Regions from separate parts of the Mus musculus genome. Here regions 1, 2, 3 and 4 are each linked to region 5. A link is a loop called in an ENCODE intact Hi-C map of the cell type or tissue named here. Cell type or tissue: heart. All regions are shown on one strand.

Region 1 (5,000 bases), 160 kb after region 5:
TGTATAACTGGGAAAGAAGGAACAAAAGCAGCTAGGGGCTTCTTTCCCATTATTGTCTGTCAGTCGACTGCCATTTCCTTCCTCCCTTAATGGCTCATCCCAGACCTTGGTGAAGTGAGATCATCAAAAAGAGGACCAATCAGACCAATGTCAAAACTAAGGGTGACAGGAAACCCGGAGGTATTGATTGACAAAAGGTATGGAGAAGATTAAAAGACTAGATTCTCATGACTAGCATAATCATGGGAACAAAATGAAGTACATGCTGCCCAGTGGCTTCTGGAAACTTCTGGTCTACAGCATTAGAAAGCTTGAAATGTTTCTTTGTAACAAATCTACTATGCTGAGATTTCTCAGTGTTTCCTCTAAGAACTGCAAAATCACTACAGAAAAAAACAACACAGCTGGCCTTCAGTTACCAATCAGGCTGACAATGAAGGAAATGAGTATGTGGCTTACATATATACTTTATTTGTGCTTAAATAAACACACACACACACCTATGGAAACTATAGTCCCTTAAGAATTTTAACAAGTATAAACAGAGACAGGATATAAAATATTACTTGCTCTGAAAAGAAGAAATCAACTTCATGAAGTAGTATGTTCTTAGTTTTTTTTAAATGAATGTTTATTAGTTTGTGTGTATTGTGAGTTCTGGGGACTTAACTCCGGTCAATACACTTGGCAACAAGTGACTTTACCCACTAGGCCACCTCACTGGTTCCTGAGCAATGTGTTCCTGTCTAGGTCTCAGTTACACTTAGCTGAGTCGCTTGCTTTTTTTCTTCCCTTTTGAGACTGCATCTTACTGTGTATCTCAGGCTGGCCTAAATAAAACGCTCTGTAGACCAGGCTGCCCTTGAATGCAGAGATCTGCCTGCCTCTGCTTCCCTGGGTGCTGGGATTAAAAGCATTGTCATGCCAATCAGATTGTTTACTTTTGGGAGGAGTCTCTGGAGACTGAACCAAGGGTGTCACACATGCCAGATCAAATATTCTCCTATAATTAATATCTCTACCCATCTTTTTAAAAATGTTTTCTGAGATAGTCTTATTAAATTGCCAGGCTGGTCTTGAACTTGTGATCTGCCTGTCTGAGCTGATATTACAGAGGTGCTGCCACCACCCTCTGGAGGATGTTTTTCTTTTCTTTTTGGTCAGGATATCACTATGCTATCATGGTGGCCTGAACTTTCCATATAGACCAGGCTGGCCTCAAAATTCACAGAAATCCCAAGCACGGCTGTCCTAAATATTTCTTTTTATACTTGAAGTTAAGGTAGTTTTTCATATTTTATTTAGTCATTATGTTACGTTGTCTCATAATGTAATCTAAATACATTATTTTCCTGATAGCATTTCCCCTTGGTGAAACAAAGTGAAACTGGCCTTTGGAAGTGTCTTTAAACTATGCTGCTTCCAGTATGGTTGTGAGTGTAGCCATTCAGTCAGCATTATTTGAGTGCTTACCTTACTGTAGTAGGAACTGTCCCAGTGGTGGGGAAAACAAGTGAACAGGCCTCACCAAATACTTGCCCCTGACTTACAGAGTACAGACAACCCACAAGTAAAAGTAAAATAAAATATAAAAGTCTAGTAATTAAACCGTGGGATCGGTGCTCTATATGAGAAAATGTTGGGGTTACAAGCTACTATGAATATGGTCGGAAAAAGTCACTCTGAGGTAAACTTGTGTGTATGTATGGAGGCAGAGTCCTAAGAAAGACATTCCAGGTAGAGAATATGTAACAGAAAAGTTCATATACTTCTTGGTCGGAGCTTAGGGAGCAAGTGACAAAAACCAAGCCCATAAACGTGACTAAGGACCACATCATACAGGGCTTGTAGGCCAGGGAAGGAGTCTACTTTCTCTAAATTTAACCGAAAGCCATAGTACGACTCTAGGGAGGTATAATACATGATTTGCTTTTCTTGTTAAAAGATAAAACGCGAGGCGTGAGGAAGTCTTTCCTCATGCAAAAAGCAAGTGGCTTGAGCTAGAAGCCCATTTCCGAACCACTGAGATGTGCCTAGGCGAGGAAGTCTAGGATCACGGGACCAGAGCGAATGGCCGTGGCAGTATCCTCATCCCCGCCGACGCCCAGCATTCACAACCCGCGTCCAGATAAACTGACGCCAGGCGCAAAGGAATCAATGAATGGCCTGCTGGGGCAGCGCGGGGCGCGGGACCAGGCCTTGGCGCTGGCAAACAACGCGAGAGGCCGCGCGCCAGGCCAGGAGAGGGGGCGGGAGGGGATGAGAGGGAACAGCGGGGGTCCGGCTCCGCCACGGTCGGCGTGTGGAGACCCCCAGACCTTGCGACTAGGGGCAGGAGCAGCTGGACTCAGGGCCCGGATCTGGGAGCTAGAAAACAGGCTGAGACGGACATCCGAGCGGGAGCAACCACTCACCGCTGCCGTTGCCAGGCTGTGCATGTTTGGAGCGGCCGCCGCACTCCTCCTCCCGCCGGACGCACCGGACCCGCGTCCCAGCTTCAGCGGCTCTGATGCCCAAGATGAAGTGCCGCCATCCGCCTCCGCCTCGCTCCGCCCCCTTCGCGGGCCTTTGACCTCTCACCTCTGACCCTCCGCCCACCCAGCCCTTTCCCGCCTCCCGGACCTCGGCCTAGCAAATAATCTCAAAGTATGTTCTTTGAACCTTCAGATTCGGGATCAAAATGACGTCTGCAAACTACTGGCCCTCGTATCCCCACAGCATCGCAGGTAAATCCTTTGAGAGACGTGAACTCTGACTTTCTCCCGAAGGCCAGACAAGGGCGGGAAAAGGCCAGCAGGCTTGGAAGGACACGAATTGCGCATGCTCAAGCGGTTGCGCGTGAGGAAAATGGTAGGAGGGCCAAAGTTGGTAAAGTGGACGGTGCGCATGTGTATTACAGTGTCGTCACGGCGGGGGCGGGGCCGCCCGGGTTAGGGGCTGGGCATGGTGAGGGGCAGAGCGAATGCTTGAGGGGCGGGACTTGCGCGCTTACGCGCACGCGCCTGGACTGGTTGCGTCGAGAGTGCGTGCGTCCGTACGTGTTTGCGTGTAGTCATAGTTCCCGCCATCAGCGGGTTTAGGTGTGCTAGGAGAGAGACCGGCCTCGCTCTCTGGGGCTAGTAGAGCCCCTTCCTTCCGAGCCTTTCGGCTCCACCCCCTCCGCGGGAACTTTGTGCTTCCGGCAAGCTTGTCCGGAGCTGGGACCCTCTAGCGCAGGTAAGACGAGCCGGGACAGCTTCTGAATTGAGCCGTTTTCCCCGGCACCCCCACCCCACCCCTGCGGTCCGCCCACTCGGCGTCCACTTCAGAGTTCTCCCGGCTGCTGCTTAGCCCGCCCCGGGTCCTTGGATACCCAATGCCTTACAGGTGCCCCGTTCGAGTGTTGCCCCCTTTACTTCTCCTTTAACGCGTCCGTGTTGTCACTTGCTTTCTGCATTCTAAATCTGGCCTCTCTTCACCAAGGTTCAGGTGGTCTCAGCGTACCTCCCTGCAAGGCCTGCTGTCTTTACAGGTGACTTTGTTGCCACATATCCATTAAAACCTTGACTGCGATATTCACACGCCCGCTTGACCATTCTTTACTTTCCTACTCCTCTTAGACATTACTCGCTGAAAGGGAGTGTAATTTTTGTCGTGCCTTTGGTTGCTACCCATATCTAGCCAGGACACTGACGGTGTCTATTGAACCAATTTTAAATCAAAATCTGGAGAAAAATAAAAAGGTAATAAAGTTCCGTGTCGTTGGAGAGTTGTACTGTAGTGTTTTTCAGATATTCCTTTGGCGAGTTAACAGTACCTGATGAGTCTATAGTTGAAAGAACTAATCTAAGAGGGAATGTTAAGGGGGCATTTTGGTTTATTGTGTTAAGTATTAGAGGAGGCTTCTGGGCCAGACAGATAGGCTCTAGTGTGTTTGTATGATGTTTGTCATTTGTCATGTTAATATTTGGGTGAATATTCAAAAGAATAGTGTTGCATACTGGCAAAAGGAAAAGGAGGGACTGAAGACCCAAGGACAGATGTAATCAGTTGGTAAGAAATTTTGTCAGGGTAAATGATTTGGTTTTGGACTGGGGTTCTCCCCTGTTGTACTTCCATTTCTCTCTAAGCTTTAAATTCTGCTATATGTTGATAACTTGAGATTTTCTTATTTTCAGCTCCATATTCAAATAGCCAACTGTCTGCTTAACATCTCAGCTTGATTTTTTCTCCCCTTAGGAATTTCAAATATGATACCTTTAAAAACTGGAGTCAATCTGTCTCTTGTACCCAAATTCTCTCCTTTCCAGTGTCCACTACACCACAAGCGGCATGCATGTCCATTTTGATGACACATAGCCATTTGTTCAGTGACACTGGGTAGAAGCTTGAGAAGCAGTCTTGATTTCTTCATCCTATGTGTTCATATCCTTTCCAAGTTCTGTTTTACTTCTAATATATGTTTTGCATTTATTTCTGACCTTCTTCACTTTGACTTTTCTAATTCAAACCACAGTTCTTTTTCATAGGGACTTGATCTCCCTTATTCCTATTCTCACCTGTAGAATAGGAGTAAGAGTTCTTAGCTTACCTGGGTAATGGGAGGCAGGGGCAGATGGATCTCCGAGTTCAAGACCAGCTTGGACTACAGAGTGAGTTCCAGGATAGCTGGGGTTGGGGGGGTGGCGGTACACAGAAAAACCCGTCTCTAAAAACAAATAAACAAAAGTTCTCACCTTAGTGGATTATTATGAGTGCTATAAACTCCCTAAAGTATTGACACTCAGAATCTGTCAAGTAAGAATTATTATTGTAATTATGAGTTAAAAACACTACTTTCTTATCTGATCTCCCTGGGTTTTGTTTTGTTTTGTTTTTCTTGTTTTCTCTTCTTCCCAAACTCAACACTATCCATTCATTCAAATAACGTATACTTTCTTTGCTTGAAACCCTTCAGTGGCTTTCTCATTGCCAAGGTGCTCATTACTTTAAGATAAAATGTAAAATAATGTTCTGGGGAT
Region 2 (5,000 bases), 73 kb after region 5:
TAAATATTAAGGCACGTTGAAAGCAGTGACAGGAGTAGGGCAACAAGAGAGAGACAAAGGGTGCAAGGTGAGAGCTGCCTTCAAATTGTTCTCCAACCTCCACATACGTGCACCTGCACACACATGCACACTAAACTAAAAACAAAAGATTTCCCATCTCCAGCATCCACACTTACTCTCCACAGCCAAGTCTCTACTGAGAAAAGCAGCATCCACATCTTCCAGGAGCACCAAGCTCTGCTGTGGTGCTACACTCAGTAGATGGTTGAGCCGGTCATCTGAGAGGCTAGAGTCTGTGAGGCTGAGCAGGCAGATGCTGTGTTCCAGTTCTCCAGCCAGGGCTGTTCTGTGGACAGTGACATGGAAGGAGGTCCTAGGCAACCTGAAGACTTCGGGAGTCCTAGGAGGTAGGCTGCAAAGGCCTGTTTCCTATACCACTCACTTGATATATATCTATGGATCTCATGTTTATCCTGATCCTTGCTTCCCAGATTCATTCCTCTTCTAATAATTTCAGCCCAGTTTTTCTGCAAAGGCTGTTACTCAAAGTCAAGAAAATTTGACTACTCACATAAAACTGCTCTTTCCACAACCAGGGGGCCCATAAAGAAGGTAGCCACGTCTGTAGGGAATGCCTAGGGATATAACCAGGATAAACAAGACCTACAGTGAATCATGTACTCTGGCCCAGGTGTCCACATCTACCCTCAGCTCCATTCCCTGCTAGTGGTCCTAGAGGCAGAAAAGATATTCTCATAGACGAGCTTTCTTTCCCTTTCACCTGAGCTAGAATTTCCTGTAACTTCACCTGGCTACAAACTCGGCTAGATTCCAGCTGCTGCTTACCTCTGTCAATGTACCACTTGGGGTTATCAATAAATTCCCGGATATCTTTGACAATTCGGTCAGCCAGACCCTGCTGTAGGACTACAGAATCCAGTGGCCGACGTCGGCGCGGATAACCAAAGGTACGCCATTCAGACCCCACAGCTGTGTACATCACAGTCTTCCCTTCCTCCTGCTGCAGGGCCAGTGCTCGAGCTGGGAGCAAGGAAGTAAAACAGTCCCTTGATCATGCTGATGCTTCAGTCAGGTAGAGCTCTGACCTGGTACCCTTCTCCCAAGGACTCGGATCCTTATTCCTCCTCTCCAAGCAGCAGATGCCCAACCTCCCCACTTTGATAGCCTGCCTGTCCCATCTCATACCTTCTTCCAGGATGTTGAAGAAAACCTTTCGGTCAGTGCCCAGGGCCGTGAAGGTGACAGATTCCCAAGGAGTCCCTGTTTGCAAGTCTACCATCTGCATGTCTCGGTTTCGTTCTACCCGGATCCATTTTCCCTGATACCTGAATAAAATTGTCAAAGTGACCCAATTTCCTCCATCGATCCACCCTCTCCTCAGAGCCCTACCTAGTTTCCTATCTTACCAAATGAAGTGGTTTCCAGGGCTGGGGATAAATTCAAACTTGGTGGAGATCCGGCCACTTTCATGCTGAAGGTATGAGGTTTCAACACTGAGGTGCTGAGTGCGGGTGCTGTGTCGGGTAAGCCAGCTAAGCAACCAGGCATAGCTTCTGTCTCTGGCAGGGACTTCCAGTGTGATCATGTAATGGCGCCGGAATGCCACTAGACCCAACTGGGCTCCTTTCCGGGCCATAGCCAGAGCCGTACCCACACCTACCAGCCCAAATCCAGCCCCAAAGTAGGGATTGTCTTTAAGGGCCAGAACAAAGTCTGAAAATGGCATCTTGAAAAGAAGCAGCACAGATGCTTATAGGCTCTGAGGCACTGTCAAAACCGAGGGATGGATTGTAGCAGAACTGGAAGAAAGCATAAGACTAGTATAGAAACTAGACCAGTCAATCTTGCTCCGCTCCCTCCCACAGAAGCAAGATGGACAGGTCAGCAGGACTGTGTTTCAGTGGAGTAGGAATGGTGTTGGAATGCCACAGCAAACACCCCAGGCTCTTCAATCCATTTTGCTCTTCAGTTAGACCTTTTGCCAGAAGGCCATTTTGGAGAGTTTCTCAATTCCAAAAAGCAATGTACCCAGCTCCACATCAGGATACTAGAAAGGCAAGACTCTGGTCCCTGGCAAGAGCTAGACAGAAGGGTCCCCACTGAATGGAATCGGCAAAGGTGATTTTTCCATTGCTCTGTCAATGACCACATGCCTTACCATCAGAAATGTCTTTCAAATATCCTCTCCCTTACACCCCGTTCCTAATGTCCTGTACAGACATTTATTACTTCTCACCTAAACTATTTCTTGCAAGTTATTTTGGTTCTTGAGGTGATATTTGAATGGACCTTCAGCACCTGCATCATCCAAACCCACCAATCCCAGACACGCTACAATTCTGTCACTTGTATTCCAGCACCCTTGGTGCCTTGCTCCCATTGGGTTCAAATACCACAGCCGGATACGCAGGGATGCCTACATTAGAATGCGTACCTTTACTAGCAAATCACTACCTACTTCTAGCTCTCTCAGTTCTGTTGGTACCGAATGACCCCCACCCCTTTATTCTAGGCATTCTTTTTCATTGAGATCATATAGTCTACTTCTTCCACGGAGCCTTTTTCTTTTTCTTTTTTTTTTTTTTTGGAGCCTTTTTCAAATTCAACCCAATTAAGATGTGACTAAGCCTAACTTAAGACAATGCCTAAGGGGACAAAATGGCAATTATTTCCAGAACACCTCTCCTTGCAACACTTCTCCACTGCCACTCCTCTGCCTGGCACACCGGCCCACTGGTGAATTGACAGCCGTGACCTCCGCTAAGGCTCGGAGCTGTGATCCAGAATTCCAAAGCACCTTTGCATGGAGAGCCGCTGACGAAGATCTCCTGGCCCCCGGCTCCCGAACCCTGACACACAGCAGCTGACTCCCGGACACCCTATACACAGACCTGCTCGCGCTTCCAGGAACGTGGGAGAGAGAAATCTGTCACTCCGCCCCCTTCCCTCCATGACTCTCTGGCCCTCACACTCGATGGTTTCGCCGGGCCTACGAAGAGGCAGCGCCGCTAGTCCCGCCCCGGACTGCTGCATCTACTTCCGGCCACACCCACCACGGAGTCCTTGCCACTCTTCCCTGCAATTCTCGATGGTTCCGCTTTGGGGCTTCAGAAGGGGGGTACTCAAGGACATAGAGGGGAAACCATAGAGTAGCACGGGCCTTGAAGAGAGACAGAGTGGCTGCCACACGTCAGATTCCTAGAGGCGCCTGGGCCGGGGGCGGCCACATCAAAGGCCCCCGAGGAGCCACTCCAGTCCCAGTCGGACCATAGAGATGCAGCTCCCGCCAGCCCACGGGTAGGAGGTGAGAGAGCGGCTGTCGGCGGGAACCAGGGGAAGTGCGGGCGCTGTGAGCTGAAGGTAAAAGTTTCTCTAGCTCCAGCTTGAGTGGGCCCTGGAGGTGGAGCCCGCGGGAGGAGGTGCTGCGGGGAGCGCGCCGGTGAGAGGGGCGCGGGCGCATCTCTGCTGGACTCGGGCGTCTCAGTCGCGTCACAGCTCCGGGCCCCGCCCGGGTATCCGCTGCCTCTCCTCAGGACCAGAACCGTGACGATGCATCATCCCAAGCCTTGCAGGTTCCAAAACGCCTTTCTCCTCCGCTGTATCTCGTGACTTGGCTGTCGCCCCACAGTGTAAAAGCTGTCGTCGCCGCCGCCTCCACTTTACAGACAGGAAAGCTGAGGTCCTGAGAAGCGAGGCAAGTGCATCGACTCAAGGCTACACGGTGAGTCAAAGCCCAGAGGCGCGTGGGAACTGAGGTGCCTACGCAGGGTTGCCTTGTTCCCCAGGCTTCGGTATCCCTTGCTTCTCCAGTCTCAAAAGCACGTTACTTCTTTCTGGCTCTCTCCTACCTCCTCCCCCGCATCTTCCTGAGGCCATGTGATGGGCTGGAAGACCGCCTAGAGCAGCAATAATTAGTAGTCCGTGGGGGCTGTGATTTCCAAAAAGCCTCGCTGACCACGGAAGTGCACTTCCCTGCCTCCTTCTTGAATTGCTGTCTGTTCCTGCTGTTATGCTTTTTAAAGACATATTTGTTTATTTTATGTATGTGAGTACACGGTTGCTTTCTTCAGACACAGGAGAAAGGGCATCGGATCCTATTAACAGATAGTTGCGAGCCACCATGTGGTTGCTGGGAATTGAACCCAGGACCTCTGGAAGAGCAGTCAGTGCTCTTCATCACTGCGCCATCCCTACAGCCCTCGTGCTGTTTTTACGTGGAGGGATTCTGTAGAATGAGAACTAGCCACTCTCACCTGGCACATACTCAGTGACCCAGTTTTGTTTGAAACAGGGCCTCACTGTTTAGCTCTGTCCTGGAACTCACTATGTAGACCAGGCTGGCCTCAAATTCACAGATACCTGCCTGCCTTTGCCTCCTGAGTCCTGGAAGTTTAAAAAGATTATCTCATTTATTTCAGTCGAGTTGAACAGGACATGCAGTTTAATACCTTTGTTTCTCAGTTGTGTTCCCACTGGAGGCTTTAGTAAGTTAGTGAATTGGAAATTTACCTTGTATTTGAGGAACCACTGGCTTGATACCTTAGTTTAAAAGATCTGGGTTTACTGCAACTCAGCTGGTCCACTAGAATTTCCATTTTGTCTAACTTACCTAGCTTGTTGATGCTTAGGGTCCAGTGAAGTGAAAAATGCCAATAAACTCCTCAAAGCTCCACATTCAGTATTGGGATAGATCATTTGTACAGTGCTTGCCTGGCATGCACAAAGCCCTGGGTTTGATCCCTAACAACACATTTTTTAAAAAGTGTGAGACTAGAGAAATGGCTCAGTGGTTAAGAGTAAATGCTGCTCTTTCTGAGAGCCTGAGTTCAGTTTTCAGCCCCCCAAATCAGGTGTCTGACAAGCACCCCAGCTTCAGGGAGTCCACCACCATTTTCTGGACAGCTGAACTATACATCTAGGAAGGGAGATTGATAGAGAAACAACAGCACAGTGTGGTTTCTGACAGAACTACATACAAA
Region 3 (5,000 bases), 51 kb before region 5:
CTGGTCTCTTCATACAAACAGACACGAACACTCAAACACACACACACACACACACACACACACACACACACACACACACACACAGAAATAAAATAAATCATTAAAAAAAAAATCTACTTCTGGGCCATGATGGTCTTTATATACAGAATCCCAGCACTCAGGAGGCTGAGGCAGGAGGAAAGAGTTAAAGCCAATCTAGACTATATAGGAAAACATTGTCTTAGCAAACAGCCAAAACTCTATATATTCACGGGTTTACTTCCCCATTCTCCTTACAAAGCTATCTAGAATTACATCTTGAGCAAATCCCCCTGAGGAAGCTTCAGTCCCTAGACCCTAGGCATCAGGCATTCCCCAGGCCTCTCAATTTCTAGAGGTTGAAATCAAGCTAGAGAACTTAGAGGACCTTTCAACTCCTTTGTTTCTTGGCCTAGAGATTATCAGGTCTGCAGGAAATAGCTCATATTCCCTCTCTCTTTGTGTGTGTCTCTCTATCTCTGTCGTCTCTCTCCCTCTCTCCCTCTACCCTCTCTCCCTCCCTTCCTCCCTCCCCCCTCCCTTCTGTTCTCACTATGTAGCACTGGCTAGCCTATGTAGCATGGGCTAGCCTGTAATTTATACAGATTCTAATGCCTCTCCCTCCTGATTTCTGGGATTAAAGGTAAGTGTTGCGCCACCATGCCAGGCTTCCTGCTTGCTTGCTTGCTTGCTTGCTTGCTTGCTTGCTTGCTTGCTTGCTTGCTTACAATTTGTATTCTTTTTAACTATGCACGTGTGTGTCAGCAGGTATGTGCTCATGAGTGCATGGTCCTGGAAGGGCAGAGACATCAGATTCCCCTGGGTGGTTGTAAACTGACTGACAAGGGTGCTGACTGACTCAGGTCCTCTGGAAAAGAGAGATGTCCTCCTAACCATGGAGCCCTCTCTCCAGTCCCAGGGAATGGTTTGTTTTGCTTTGTTATTTTAAATCATCTCTCAGTACCTCCTGAGTCTGACAGGGATAGCTACACAGACAAACTTTCCTGGCTGCTGGATTTCTCTTTCTCTGTCCCCATCCTCACCCTCCTCTCCGTCTGGCAGGGTGTCGAGGTGCAATTACATCAGAAATTCCTTTGCCTGCTCCCTAATGTGTTTTCTTTCACTCCCTGAGAAGCAATCTTTTTTTGTTTTTTGTTTTTTTCTTCTGTGGACAAATGTGTCCTACAGATTGCAAAGTAGCTTCCAAAGTTAACTCCTTTGGAAGAAGCAGGAGGGGAATGGCATCTCTGAAGTAACAGGGTTCCCCCAACACCGGGCACTGTATACACTAGCATGAGTCATTCTCTCCCAACGCAACCTCTTCCTTTCCCAACTTGTGCCCACCACATTGATGATGATCTCTTGATCGGTGACACCCATCGCCTGTTTTAGCTCAAAGGATTCTCTCTGCACCCTGCATGCCCTTCCAGTTTATGGCTCGAGCCTCAGACAGTGGCGAGCTAAGTTCTATTTACTGTTTATCCCTCTTCTCTCCCATAGCCAGCTTCTTTTTCTGTCCCAGTGCCCAGACCCAGGTGGCGATGCCTCTGTCCGATGGTTACCTGGAGGTCGGGCAAGTGCAGCACATAGCCTTGTAGAAATAGCTGGAATAAAAATTGTAGCGTTCCGGTCCCCGGAAGCTCCGCCGGACTCCGCAGGCGCGGCCGGTCTTGACCTGTTCCTGGACCCTCCGTACTCTCCTGTGCCTGGAGGGCTGCAGGGATCGTGGCCTTGGCTCTGGCCCCTTGTGGGCAGAGGCCACGGCCCACCACACGCGGGTCCAGGAGCGTCCATCTCAGCCTCGTGCGGCTCCACGCAGCCATGGATCGTGCCCGAGAAGCCAAGAGTTTAGATCCAGAGACTATGAGCCCTATCCAGGCAAGGAGGCAGACAGAACTCGGGCTTTGCGACCTGGCGACTTTAAAGGCAGAGGTGGTCCCGGGGCGGGCCAATAGAGGACTAGCCAGATCCTTTCATAACCCCTTCCAATCAGGATCTGTCCTGAACACACAAACGCCGCCTTCTCCAGCTGCAAGACCTCTACTAAGAAGGCAGGCAGAGGTGGACAAGATGAACTAGGGAGCTCTCTGGAGTTAGCAGCCTCCTCATCCACGGACTCTCAAGAACTTCGCTGGCTCTCAGTCGTGAGATGGAGCACAGCAGTCAACTTCCAAGTCCCTCAGGCCCCACCCAGCTAGGCTTGCCTTTGCTTGACCTGCAGAGCGCCATCTCTGGTGTCCCTCACTTTCCAGATGGCCCGGGAACGCGCTGCTGTTCCCCAGAGGCTGAAGCTGATTGTGGACCTGGGACAGCAGTCACGTGAGGCCCAGAGAGGAGGAAAAACAAAACAAATTGCGGTATTAGGGATTTTTTTTTTTTAAGAGTATCATTTCTGCTTTTGAGAACAGATTTGGGGATTTGATTTTGTTTTCTTTTTCCCGTTTTGTTTTGTTTGAAGACGTGTAGGCCAGGCTGGGCTCAATCCTCCACCTTCCTGCCCCAACCTCCAGAGTGCAGGCATTAAGGATTTTGAACCAGTTATGGTTGCGCAAGCCTCTAATTTCAGCATTTGTGAGGCAGAGGCAAGTGAACTCTGTGAGTCCCAGGTCAGCCTGGTCTACATAGCAAGTTCCAGGTCAGCTAGAGGTAGATAATCAAACTCTGTCTCAAAAAACAAAAAACAAAAAACAAAAAACAAAAAAACTAAACTAATAACAACAATTTTTTAAAAAGAGGAAGGGCTGAAGAGATGGCTGCTCTTCCAGAGGGGAAGTTCACAGCCTCCGAAACCCCTCTGTGTGCACCAAGCATGCAAGTGGCACACAGACAATATGCAGGAAACACACCCATACACATACCATAAGTTTTTAAATTTGTATTTTTAAAAAGGACTGCCTACCTACATGGCCTGGCTTCAGACTATTCCAATAAAGCAAAAAGAATAAAATGGGACAGAAAATTTGCCCCAAAGGGGGAAAAATAACCAAGTGTTGTTTCATGAACTGTTTTATGTATATTGGAAGTTTCGTTTTCTTTTGTTGTTGTTGGGTTGTTTGGTTGGTTTGAGACAGGGTTTCTCTGTGTAGCTCCAACTGTCCTGGACCTTGTTCTGTAGACCAGGCTGGAACTCAAGAGACCTGCCTGCTTCTGTCTCTAAGTGCTGGAATTAAAAGTGTGTACCACCGGGCTGGTGAGATGACTCAGTGGGTGAGAGCACCCAACTGCTCTTCCGAAGGTCCCAGCAACCACATGGTGGCTCACAGCCACCCATAATGAGATCTGATGCCCTCTTCTGGTGCGTCTGAAGACAGCTGCAGTGTACTTACATATAATAAGTCAATCAATCAATCAATAAATCTTTTTTAAAAAAAAAAAGTGTGTCCCACCATGCCTGGCTAGAAGTGTAGTTTTCATAAAGTTAAAAACACAGGGCTATAGATGTGGCTCAGAGCACTTGTGGCTGTTGTAGAGGACTTGGGTTTGAGTCCCACCACCTGTATGCTGAATGGACAGGTAGACACAGGTGGTTCACAACCATCCATAACTCCAGGGATCAGCTGTCCTCTTCCAATTTCCATGGCAACCAAACATGCACATAGTTCACATACATACATGCAAGGAAAAAAAATTACGTAAGATTAAAATGAATAAATCTGATTTTATTTTTTAATGAAAATGAAGACTCGTGCAAATGCAAATGCATCACAGGGACTGGGGATATGGTTCGGTGGAAGAGAACGTCCCTAGTATGATGGAGTCCTGTGCTTAATCCCCGGTATCGTCAGCCACACAGTGAGTTCTGAGGCCCACAGACATTACATGAGACCCTGTCCCAGAGGCAATAAGAAACAAGCAGAGGCTCAGTGATGATTTAATCAGGAAATGTAGAAATCAAAAAGATGGGAAAGCAGGTTCTAATATCACGTGGAGTTTTGTTTTGTTTTGTTTTTTTGCCACCCGGAAGGAGGAAGCAGGCATACTGATTTCAAATAACTCGACTGGCAGGTAATGTGGCTAGGTGTGGCGTTCTTATTGATTCTAAAGTTCATTTTTTTAAATGTTTTTTTTTTGTTTTTTGTTTTTTAATTTATTTATGTATTCATCATTGATCTCTTCAGACATACCAGAAGAGGGCATCAGACCCCATTGCAGATGGTTGTGAGCCACCATGTGGTTGTTAGGAATTGACCTCAGGGCTTCTGGAAGTCAGTGCTCTTAACCACTGAGCCATCTCTCCAGACCTAAAGTTCATCTTTTTTTTAAAATAGATATTTTCTTTATTTACATTTCAAATGCTATCCCGAAAGTTCCCTATACCCTCCCCCAGCCCTGCTCCCCTACCCACCCACTCCCACTTCTTGGCCCTAGCATTCCCCTGTACTGGGGCATATAAAGTTTGCAAGACCAAGGGGCCTCTCTTCCCAATGATGGCTGACTAGGCCATCTTCTGCTACATATGCAACTAGAGACACGTGCTCTGGGGGTACTGGTTAGTTCATATTGTTGTTCCACATATAGTGTTGCAGACTCCTTCAGCTCCTTGGGTACTTTCTCTAGTTCATCCACTGGGGGCCCTGTGTTCCATTCAATAGATGACTGTGAGCATCCACTTCTATATTTGCCAGGCACTGGCATAGCCTCACATGAGACATCTATATCAGGATCCTTTCAGCAAAATCTTGCTGGCATATGCAATAGTGTCTGTGTTTGGTGACTGATTATGGGATGGATCCCCCGGTGGGGTAGTGTCTGGATGGTCCATCCTTTTGCCTTAGCTCCAAACTTTGTAACTCCTTCCATGGGTATTTTGTTCCCTATTCTAAGGAGGAATGAAGTATCCACACATTGGTCTTCCTTCTTCTTGATTTTCTTGTGTTCTACAAATTGTATCTTGGGTATTCTAAGTTCCTGGATTAATATCCACTTATTAGTGAGTGCATATCAAGTGACTTTTTTTAAAAATATTTTTATTTATTATATGT
Region 4 (5,000 bases), 61 kb after region 5:
CAGCGTAGTCTGTCACCACCACCACCTGTGAGGAGAAGGCAACATGACACTGAAAGAACAGTCACGCACTCTGTGGTTGGGAAATGCCTGGGGTCCTTGGGCTTGGAGAGAGGCAACCCAAGCCCAATACCGTCAAAACATACCTCTTTGTCAGTCTCAAAGCTGTCGAGCATATGCACAATGTTGGGATGCCACAGACCCCGCATGATTTCAATCTCTCGTTGCAGATTCCTCAGCTCTTTCTCTGAGCGCCCCAGTTTGGGGATGAACTTCAAGGCCACCACCTGCCAGTGGTAAAGTGAAGAGTCAAGGCCTAACTACACCATCAAGAAGTGCAAAGAAACTCTCATACTGGCTGAGCTGCCAGAGACACTCTCCATTCTGTCAGGCTGCCTCTAAGCAGCGCTGTAAGTGTGAGGTGTCCGGCTTGCATGGGCTATCACACATGCTGGGGCGGGCTTTGGTGTTACAGCTGTCTGTGAGTCATTTCTGATCCTGTAAGTAAACCGTCACTTATACTTGTTTAAGAAACCCCAATAAAACTCACTGGTGTGCTCTCTCTCTCTCTCTCTCTCTCTGTGCAAATATTTCAAGCTTTATCTTAGAGCTCCACAACTCAAGACTTATACTTCTTGATCAACTCTTAGTATAAATGTGAACACATACTTACCCCCCACCTCAACCCCCCCCCCCCCCCGGGTACTATGGATGTACTCTGGCTTTGTCAGCCCATCACTAAAGGGAAACAGTTACTGGCAAATAGATTCCTTTGATGGGACTCTGGGAGAGGTTTTCTGACCTAAGCAAAGGACTCAGCGTGAGATTTGGGGAAAGGAGAAGGAAAAGGTAAAGATGGAAGACCAGATTTCAAGGTGTTATCTTTTCTTAGGTAATACAAAGAACAGTGATCATTTTTGTCATTCAGTAGGTGTCAGGCATTGTATTAAGTGATTAAGTGTGAAACACATTTGATCCTCAGACCCTATCAATATTCCTCCATTGTACTGTTTGGGAAATGGAAGCATGGGATGTTAGGTAGTTTGTTCCTAGTTCTAAGGCTGGGATCTGATTCCAAGAAGTCAAATTTCTGGGCCTGTATACCCTAGGAAGTATGCTGGTGTCAGGGTCTAGAAATAAACACCGTGCAGCCCTTCTGTCCCACGTTTTTACTGGACACGTGGGTCACCAAATCCCATTTAAAAGATATCCTTGTCTACTACCTGAGCACTGTATTTTTTTCGGCCCTTATACACTCTCCCAAAAGAGCCTTCTCCAATCATCTCCAAAACGTGGTACTTTTCCATGGCAAGGGTTTCGGGGTCTCTCAGAAGGTAGAAAGAAGACGGTGACAAAGAGCTATAGATCCAGGGGTAGTTCCACACATCTGGGAGGCCTGGCTCATAACATGGGAGAAAGATACACGTTATCAACCTTGCTTTGTTCTATTTTTCACAATAACCAAGGCCTCAAAATCATGACCAGGGTGGAAAGATGATCAGGTCTTAGTGTCTCCAGCCCCACCCCCACCTCCCCACCCAGGTTAGGTGCCCATAGCACACCGGTGTTCCCTTTCCCCTCTCCACCAGCGATGCTCACACGCTCCTTCTATACTCTCCCAGGTTCCTGACACCCTCAGCTTGCCCAGCACCGCCACTCTGGCCCCGAGCAGAGGTCCCCTAACTTGCTCCCAGTCTAGACGCTCCAAGCTCCCCAGGCTGAGTTCAGGCTAGTTGCTCGGGGCCTCCCAGCTGCCTGCGTTACTTTTCTCCATTCCTCATTGATGCTCTCGTTAGTTTCCCCACTCTTACCAGTTTTACTCCCTGGAACTGATTAGAAGTTTAAAGGACAAAGCTCTCAGAGGTGTGTGACAGATGCGAACCGCCCATTGGCACTTTGTAGGGCACTTCTGTCGCTTGGCTAGCAGGCCCCACAAAGGATCTAGAGTCTTCAGTTGCCTAGAAACGGCGTCAGCTTTCTTTTACTCCGCCCCGCCCTAGTTTTCCGCCTCTAACTTCCCAAAAGGTGTTTCCGGTTCCGGCCAAGAGCCGGAGAAGACATGGCGGCGTCTGCGTCGACAGCTGCTGGGGAAGAGGACTGGTAACTTTGGGTCATAGGTTTTGGCTGGCTGCCTGGATCTGGTGCCGGGAACTAGCAACAGCTTCGGACCGTCCGAACCACGGGCATAAAGGGTGGATCAAGGGGCGAGGGATAGAAGAGACATCCTTTCGTAGGCGAGCTACTGGACCGGGAACGGAGGGAGGAGGGACGCTGATCTGAGAAGGGACTGGGTCTACGGCGGCCTTGCCAGCTGGGCCCACGCCTTATCGACCCCATTGCTCCCTACTACGGGCCTACCCCTCCCCACTTCTCCCTGATGTGATTTTTCTGGGCCCTGGAGGATGGCTTCTCATCACACCTCCCGCCTCTCGGAACGGACGCCCTCCTCGTGCCCCTAGGATCCTGCCCCTTGGACCAGTCCATTTCTGCCTACGCGTTCCTCAATCTTCCCATATTCCTGATAGCACTAATAACTATTGTCAGAAAAGCCTTACTCCCCTCATAAGCTCTCCTATTCTCTCGAGCATTCTTAATAAGAAACCAAAAGCCTTTAAAGACTTTGGGTTTTGGACATAAGATAAAAATGTGCTCACTCCATATTTAATTAGCTTGATGTGATGCTGACCAAACCAGCTAGCTCCTGCGAGTCAGTGTCAGCTATTAAAAAAAAAAAAAAGTGGGTGTGGCATTACCTCATAGAGTAGTTGGGAAGATGGATCACCATGGATTCGTAATATCCATAGGCCTGCTTTTCATTAATTGCTGAAGTATAAAACCTCAAGAGACCAAAGGACATCTGTCTGAGTTAAGGCCTTATACTGTTAGTATTAGGACAGCCTATTTCGGACCCCCATCCCCACCCCACCCCCACCTCCACCTGTAACCTATGACCTTATTTACATTTAGGTCTGTATCTTACATCCAAGGCTCAGGTGACCTAAGGTGGGCAAAGTACTGAAGGAAGTCTTAACTGAGACTGCACCTCTGTGTTCCGTTGGTTTAGGGAGCCCAGCCAGACTAGTGCTTTTCACTGTTGTGAGTGACTTCTAAGATTATGAAGGGACACCTGAGCCATGACAGAGTAGCAGTGGCTGCATTGGTCTATAGCAGCCAGAATGTCTTTTAGTAGTAGTAGTAGTAGTAGTAGTAGTAGTAGTAGTAGTAGTAGTAGTAGTAAAATAAGCTTTAAGAAGAATGCTAATAATAACCATCACTATAGAAATGATACTGGGGTGTGCTTCCTCTAGATGGAGAGGAAATGTATAAGAAAGTGGATACAGGTTTCATATCACCTGGGTAGGGCTGTGGACAATCACTCTTCTTGGATGTCATTACAGCTGTTTTTTCTATGTTTAAATGTGAACCCTCTGATTTATATCGGGGCCATGAACTCTGATCAGGGCTAACTAGGCATCCAGGGTTATGTGCACACTCAGTCCTCAGACTGCCCTTCTCGGTTTCCTTTTAAAGGGAGGGGGTAGATCACCTAGACTAGATACTGTGTCTCAGACATTTGTGCACTTTATATAAACAAATCATTTATCTCTTACAGTAGCCCTAGTGAGTATGCTCTATTATCACTAGGTGGTAGACAGTGTAACTCAGGTTTCTAAATATAAGTAACCTGACCACATAGCTTGGTAAGTAGTTTCTGCTCTACTATTAGCTACAAGGCTTATGACTCTTTCTAATGCAATATAGCTTTTATACTACCTAGACCTGTTCAACCTGATATGTCCTTTGAGGATGCTTAGACTGGCTGGTGCTGGCAAGGTTATTGGCAGTACTCAGAACACAGGGATCCATGCTAAACAGTTGTATAGGTAGGCAGCAGTAGTATTGATAACCTTGTTAATAATGAATGGGTGTCATATATGTAGGACAGAGGGAAACCCACTAAAGGATAACTTAAGCTGTAGAAATTTAAGCAGGGAACCAGGACCTGGCTCTGATTGGTCCCATTCCTCCTGGGTTAAGGTTTGGTTAGTTTTAACTCTCTGAGAATGTGTTTTCTCAAGTTAGCAGTGTGATCTCTAAAAATTTAATTCCCATGCTTTCTACCTGGCCAGTCAACTACTTGAAGAAATATTTCCCCATGTTAAAAAATAATTTGGCCAGAGAATGTATTCAGGCAGATTTTTTTTTTAAGTCAGACTTCATCAACCTTGGCAGCTTCAGCAGGAAGAGCTGCAATGGTGACTCAGTCTCCCCCTTACTCTCCAGGGTCCTTCCCTCTGAAGTTGAAGTATTAGAGTCTATCTATCTGGATGAGCTACAGGTGATGAAAGGGAATGGCAGGTACGTATTCAGCTAGGGGTGGGCAGGGGTCTCAGCCGTGAGAGAGTTCTGCACAGAATCTGGACTTAGGATACGATGAGCCTCCCCTCACAGAGGTGAAGTTTAACTACTATTCCTTTAATTGCCCCCCCCACGCCCCCCGCCGCCGCCACCACCACAGAGAAACAAGTCCAGCGTGCATTCCTCTACCTGCTTTACTGTCTCGCCCCCTCCTCCTTAGCTCTCAAGCCCCTGCCTAGTCACATCCTTCGTTTTCACTTCATCCCCCTGCAGATCACCATGGGAGATCTTTATCACTCTGCACCCTGCCACCGCAGAGGTCCAAGATTCGCAGTTTGTCTGCTTTACTCTGGTTCTTCGGATCCCAGTCCAGGTGATTCTTCTTCCACACAGTAGCAGATGGAGGCGAGGGGAGAGTCCCTAGAGCGGGCATCACTTTGATGGCTGTTTGTTGCTTTTCTGCATCAGTATCCCCACGAGGTTCCACAGATCTCCATCCGTAACCCTCGAGGACTTTCAGATGAGCAGATCCACAAGTAAGTAAGGCTAGTTGGAGCAGGGACAATTCAGAATTCAGCTCTGCCTGTGGAAGGAAGGGGGTCGCTTTAATATTGACCTCTCCGGTTTTTTCCAGGATCTCACAG
Region 5 (5,000 bases):
TAGTAATCCCATACTTGTGAGACTGATGCAGGAGAATCTTAAAATTCTAGAAAGTTCTGGGCTACTCAGTGAAACCTCAACTCTATGGAAGAAAATAACAAAGATCTACCAGCCAAGCTGATCCTTCTTTTATATGATACCAAAGTACAATACCTACAAACCCCTTCGAACATTTTAGGCCCTCTTGTAACCATCTAAGGCTAAATTATCTTCTTTTTAATATTTCTGTTGTTTTATGTATATAAGTATTTTGTCTGCATGTATGTCTGTGCACAACAGGATGCAATACCCAAAGAGGCCAGAAAACTATAAACAGCAGTGAGCTTGGTTTTCTGGAGGAACAGCCAGCACTCTTAACCACTCCAGCCCCTAAATCTTAACTCAAAAACAAACATCAAAATTCAGTGAATGCAGAAATATGTATGAAAATCCAGTTATCTTCTCTTTTTTTAAAGATTTATTTATTTATTATATGTAAGTACACTGTAGCTGTCTTCAGACACCATAAGAGGGAAACAGTTCTCGTTACAGATGGTTGTGAGTCACCATGTGGTTGCTGGGATTTGAACTCGGGACCTTTGGAAAAGCAGTCAGTGAGTGCTCTTAACCGCTGAGCCATCTCTCCAACCATTATCTTCTCTTAATATACAATAAAAACCACACCCAATTCTATTCTTCTCAAAAACATTTTCATTTAAAATCATTTATACTAACCATAATGTGTTAATAATAGATCTATTAATTTTTCCCACGTGGAGTAATAATTCAGTTCCTTGAGATATACCTTCTACATTTAAAAAAATCAGTACTGTGTAATATTGGAACTAGCCTGTAATCCCAGCACTGGAGAGGCAGAAATAGGTGGAGTAAAGGCAACGCCTGTTTTATAGAGGTTTTTTTTCCCCTCTATTTCTCAACCTCAATAAAGGTCTTCCTTTAACTGGCTTTTTTTCTGCGGTTCTCTGCTGTCATCTGTTGTATTCAGATTTCCCCTGCCTTTTAATTCTTAAACTGGCAGGGAAAATGAATCAATCAAGAACCCTAAACTGCATCATTTCTAGACTCTATCACTTGGTTCTAGCCAGAAATCTTTCTTGACCAACCTATCCGTCACCCACCCCTTCTATACTCTTACACACAACCCTGATGCTATTTCCCTGCTTTTTTATCTTTACAAAGAATATACTCATCTCTTCCCCTAAGAATTTTAAAAAGTGTGTATTCTCAAGCTGGACTAAGAAACTGCCAGGACTACATAGAGTCTGTCTCAAAAAACAAACAAACAACAAGAAACTATTGCTGGGATTACATAGGTGGTAACACAGAGCTTTAATCCCAGCGTTCAGGAGGCAGAGGAAGCTGGATCTCTGAGTTCGAGGTCTACAGAGAATGTTCCAGGTCAGTCAGGGCTACACAGAGAAACTCTGTCTAGAAAAACAAAACAAAACAAAACAAAAGAAGAAAGTAAGAAGAGAAAAAGAGCAAACGAACTTACTAAATACTTTTGCTCATGTTTTACTTAAAATAAGTTTTAAAATCCCATGGTCCCACAAAACCTTCCAGGCCTGAGACTTTTAATTTGGTGGTAGTGATTGACTGTCTAGAATGTGTAACTCCCAAGGTTCAATCCCTAGGACCTTAAAAAGATGGGAAGGGCAGGGCAGGCAGAGGCAGGTGCATCTCTGAGTTCAAGATCTATCGAGTGAGTTCCAGACAGCCAGGGCTGCACAGAGAAACCCTGTCTCAAAAACAAAAACAAACAAACAAAAAAACTAAAGTCACTTGGAAACTACAAGTCAGGAAATAGATTCATTTTAAGTTAAGTCTTGGGCCCTAATAAGCCCAGCTCACAGAATGGCTCCCAACAAACACAACTGAGCTCGGACCTCTGTTCAGGCCATGCTGTATCTTTCTAAAGCTACTTTGTAACTTGAATATCTTCCCACTTCTTCACTCCCTGAGAACATTTGATAACTTTCAGGGCCAGGCTTAGAGTCTAATCAGTAAATCGCTAGTAACTTTCCAGACAATAAAGGGAATAGTTTTTATGCAAATAATCTCAGTATTGCAACAATTGAAGGCATAGGATCCAACGGTACCTGCTCTTAAAGGCTCCTCCAGATTACTGCTGATTGGCCAAATCAACAGGCGCTGAAATTGAGATTCGGAATATTCAAAATGACTCCATAAAGGAAGGGTTTCAAATGCTGATTAAAACATTTCCAAGATTCAGAACCGGAATGTAAAGACTGAAGGTGGGGTGACGTATTTTTCCAAACAAATCGCGGTTAAGCGCTTCACTTCTACCACAGCACATACATCAGTATGGCAAATGCTTTCTTGATTAAAAATCTCTTGTTCTATAAACTCTCGAAAACACGTTTGTCTTGCTCACCAATGTACCCTCCCTAGGAACCTTACATAGTGGCTTCACTCGTTACCTACTTGTCGATGTTTATAAAAGCTGTAAATTATTAAATGAAAAAAAATGGCTGGATAAATGAGTTAAATTAGGATCTCAGCTTCTGGAATGTAGGAAAGTGTGTATGGATAACTCAGAGTGGGGTCAGGAAAAAGCAGGCCCTGAAAAGAGCCGGGATTTCAACCCAAGCCAGAATTTAAACCGCAGCGCGGCGGGAAAGAGGACACGCTGAAACCAGGACCGAGAAGGGTGTGGGGCTCGGGCCGCCCGAGGAGAAGCCAACGAAGTTCTCCCCGCGTGGAGGCTGCCGAGGAGGACTCGAGAGAGGGCCCGGGAGGAGGCCCCGGTCTCCGACTCACCAGAGAAAGGCGAGGTGGCGAACCGGAAGCGGGGTTGGGGGCCGGTGCCAAGGGCTGGGGCCGAGGCACGCGGGAACGGCCGGCCGGGGTCGGACACCAGCTCTGCGACCACACTCACCTACGGTACCCTACTTCGCCGCGACTGGACGCCGGCTCCGCGCCGCTTCTTCGCTGCGCCTGCTGGGCGAGCGGGCGACCTCAGGTGTCCCTAGCAACCAAGCTCCGCCACGCGACCCACGCTCTGCCGCTTTCTGTCCCACACAGAGCGCGCCCCCAGCGGACAGATCTAAGGCCAGAAAGGAATGGGAGGGGGAGGGCCCGAGGCAAGCGCGCCGAATCCCAGCCCTTGTGCAGCCTAGAGAATGGGGGGGGGGGGGGGGGGAGAAGGAGGGACTTGGGGGGAGGGAGAGAGAAAGTGCAAGGAATTTGCGCACGCGCAAACTTGTCGACACGGTGGAACTCTTGCGAGCGGAATTCTGGGAACTGTAGTCCTGCAAGTAAAGGCTCCGTTCTGGGAATCCACGATTCATTCTACCTAACCACTATGGACTCTGACCATACAGCGCCAAGACTCTATTAAAGAATTCCTACCAAAATTCCATGAGTTTGAGGCAAGTAAGAGGAAGTGGCTCAAGGCACTTTAACTCTCTCCCACTCACCTTTCCCTAAATCCAAACACGGAGCGGGACGAGACAAAGCAAGACATAACTACAACTACCAGTTTTATGGGCTTCGAGTGAGAACTTTACCTAAGTGTGAGTCCTTTCATAATCTCTCCACGCAGAATAGATCCCCCTGTTTCAGATGTCGCTGGATCTATTAAATTTAGAGAACTATAAAGTCAGCTGGATGGCAAAAGGAGCTTTCTCAAACAGGCTATGATAATTAACGATATAACTAACCTGATGAGGCCTGGGCACCGGTTGTGCACTTCTTTAACCCCACCATTCGGTAGGCTGAGGCAGGTGGATCTCTGAGTATGAGGACAGCCTGGTCTGCAGAGTGAGTTCAGATCAGCTAGGGCTATGCAGAGAAAAACTAGCCTGGTGAAAACAATTTGAACTTAGTAGCAAAATACTTAAGCAACAGTCATTGACAGATGTTGAACTATGAAAGGGTTACTTATCAATTTTAGATCAGGAAATCTAGGGCAATTATCTAGTTTGTCTCCTGATGAGATTTGGATTACACAGCAATATTTATAAAGTATGGCTTATTTTACAAAATGTTAAATTTTAACAATTTAAAAGCTGAATCTAATCAAGCATTGACTCTAACTTCAGTATACAGGATATAGAGGAAAACAATTGAGTAATGCTATAGAATCAGATAAATTCAGAATTTTAACCAATATACAGTATAAATGAACTTTCTTAGACAAAATGGGAGTGCTGGAGCTGAAGAAAAATGTTGGGAGCCGCGCCCACATTCGCCGTTACAAGATGGCGCTGACAGCTGTGTTCTAAGTGGTAAACAAATAATCTGCGCATGTGCCAAGGGTATCTTATGACTACTTGTGCTCTGCCTTCCCCGTGACGTCAACTCGGCCGATGGGCTGCAGCCAATCAGGGAGTGACACGTCCTAGGCGAAGGAGAATTCTCCTTAATAGGGACGGGGTTTCGTTTTCTCTCTCTCTTGCTTCTTGCTCTCTTGCTTCTTGCTCTCTTGCTTCTTACACTCTTGCTCCTGAAGATGTAAGCAATAAAGTTTTGCCGCAGAAGATTCTGGTCTGTGGTGTTCTTCCTGGCCGGGCGTGAGAACGCGTCTAATAACAATTGGTGCCGAATTCCGGGACGAGAAAAAACTCGGGACTGGCGCAAGGAAGATCCCTCATTCCAGAACCAGAACTGCGGGTCGCGGTAATAAAGGTTCCCGTAAAGCAGACTGTTAAGAAGGATTCAACTGTATGAATTCAGAACTTTTCAGCTGGGGAACGAGAGTACCAGTGAGTATAGCTTTACGAGGTAAGCCTGGCCTTGAACTTTCTAAGGAAATTCAAGACAGTCTATCAGAAGTAAAGTGGAAAATGGCTTTACAAGTTATGTTTGGCCTTGAATTTTTTCTAGTGTTAGAAGCCCTTTTGTTCCTTTTCACATGTTATCAAGTGGTTAAGGCAGGGCGGATTCTAGATGAAATTCAGGACAAGCTATCAGAAGTAAAGTGGGGAGAGAGAGTAGGAGCAAAGAGAAAATATGGTACACAAAATAAGTATACAGGC

What was found. A loop is a pair of places that touch in the nucleus more often than their neighbours do. Peaks named below come from ENCODE experiments on the same cell type or tissue, not always from the same donor. Only the 100,000 strongest peaks of a DNase experiment are listed, where the experiment ranks them.
Region 1: it touches region 5 in a loop (2.5-fold over the local background); 2 of 42 quality-filtered maps call a loop at or near these places.
Region 2: a loop joins it to region 5, with 2.0 times the contacts of the local background. A loop is called at or near these places in 3 of 42 quality-filtered maps.
Region 3: it touches region 5 in a loop (1.9-fold over the local background); 2 of 42 quality-filtered maps call a loop at or near these places.
Region 4: a loop joins it to region 5, with 2.0 times the contacts of the local background. A loop is called at or near these places in 4 of 42 quality-filtered maps.

The regions. Positions count from the first base shown.
Region 1 is chr1:74,503,876-74,508,875 of GRCm38, reverse strand. It overlaps Usp37 (ubiquitin specific peptidase 37), which reads left to right and starts at 3,055. Exons shown (of 24, transcript NM_001310662.1): 1 at 3,055-3,216. It overlaps Cnot9 (CCR4-NOT transcription complex, subunit 9), which reads right to left and starts at 2,816. Exons shown (of 8, transcript NM_021383.5): 1 at 2,415-2,816. The coding sequence starts at 2,438. In heart, no CTCF peak of the experiment used is centred here; a DNase peak (open chromatin) is centred at 2,935; H3K4me3 peaks cover 3,574 bases; H3K27ac peaks cover 2,544 bases.
Region 2 is chr1:74,586,306-74,591,305 of GRCm38, reverse strand. It overlaps Zfp142 (zinc finger protein 142), which reads left to right and starts at 3,278. Exons shown (of 9, transcript NM_001310668.1): 1 at 3,278-3,742. Bcs1l (BCS1-like (yeast)) reads right to left here and starts at 3,017. Exons shown (of 8, transcript NM_001305652.1): 1 at 2,913-3,017; 2 at 1,428-1,820; 3 at 1,207-1,346; 4 at 847-1,041; 5 at 572-635; 6 at 177-346. The coding sequence starts at 1,747. In heart, a CTCF peak has its summit at 3,112; DNase peaks (open chromatin) are centred at 3,125 and 3,865; H3K4me3 peaks cover 2,709 bases; H3K27ac peaks cover 1,678 bases.
Region 3 is chr1:74,710,472-74,715,471 of GRCm38, reverse strand. It overlaps Cyp27a1 (cytochrome P450, family 27, subfamily a, polypeptide 1), which reads right to left and starts at 1,937. Exons shown (of 9, transcript NM_024264.5): 1 at 1,581-1,937. The coding sequence starts at 1,841. In heart, CTCF peaks have their summits at 2,247 and 3,292 (motif pointing left); DNase peaks (open chromatin) are centred at 941 and 2,071; H3K4me3 peaks cover 1,967 bases; H3K27ac peaks cover 1,546 bases.
Region 4 is chr1:74,598,422-74,603,421 of GRCm38, reverse strand. Rnf25 (ring finger protein 25) reads left to right here and starts at 2,025. Exons shown (of 10, transcript NM_021313.3): 1 at 2,025-2,097; 2 at 4,282-4,356; 3 at 4,630-4,729; 4 at 4,825-4,892; 5 at 4,991-5,000. The coding sequence starts at 2,057. Stk36 (serine/threonine kinase 36) reads right to left here and starts at 1,967. Exons shown (of 27, transcript NM_175031.3): 1 at 1,809-1,967; 2 at 1,221-1,393; 3 at 144-284; 4 at 1-25. The coding sequence starts at 1,304. In heart, no CTCF peak of the experiment used is centred here; a DNase peak (open chromatin) is centred at 2,011; H3K4me3 peaks cover 1,802 bases; H3K27ac peaks cover 1,273 bases.
Region 5 is chr1:74,659,789-74,664,788 of GRCm38, reverse strand. Ttll4 (tubulin tyrosine ligase-like family, member 4) reads right to left here and starts at 3,087. Exons shown (of 20, transcript NM_001014974.2): 1 at 2,900-3,087. In heart, CTCF peaks have their summits at 268 and 3,031; a DNase peak (open chromatin) is centred at 3,098; H3K4me3 peaks cover 2,224 bases; H3K27ac peaks cover 2,087 bases.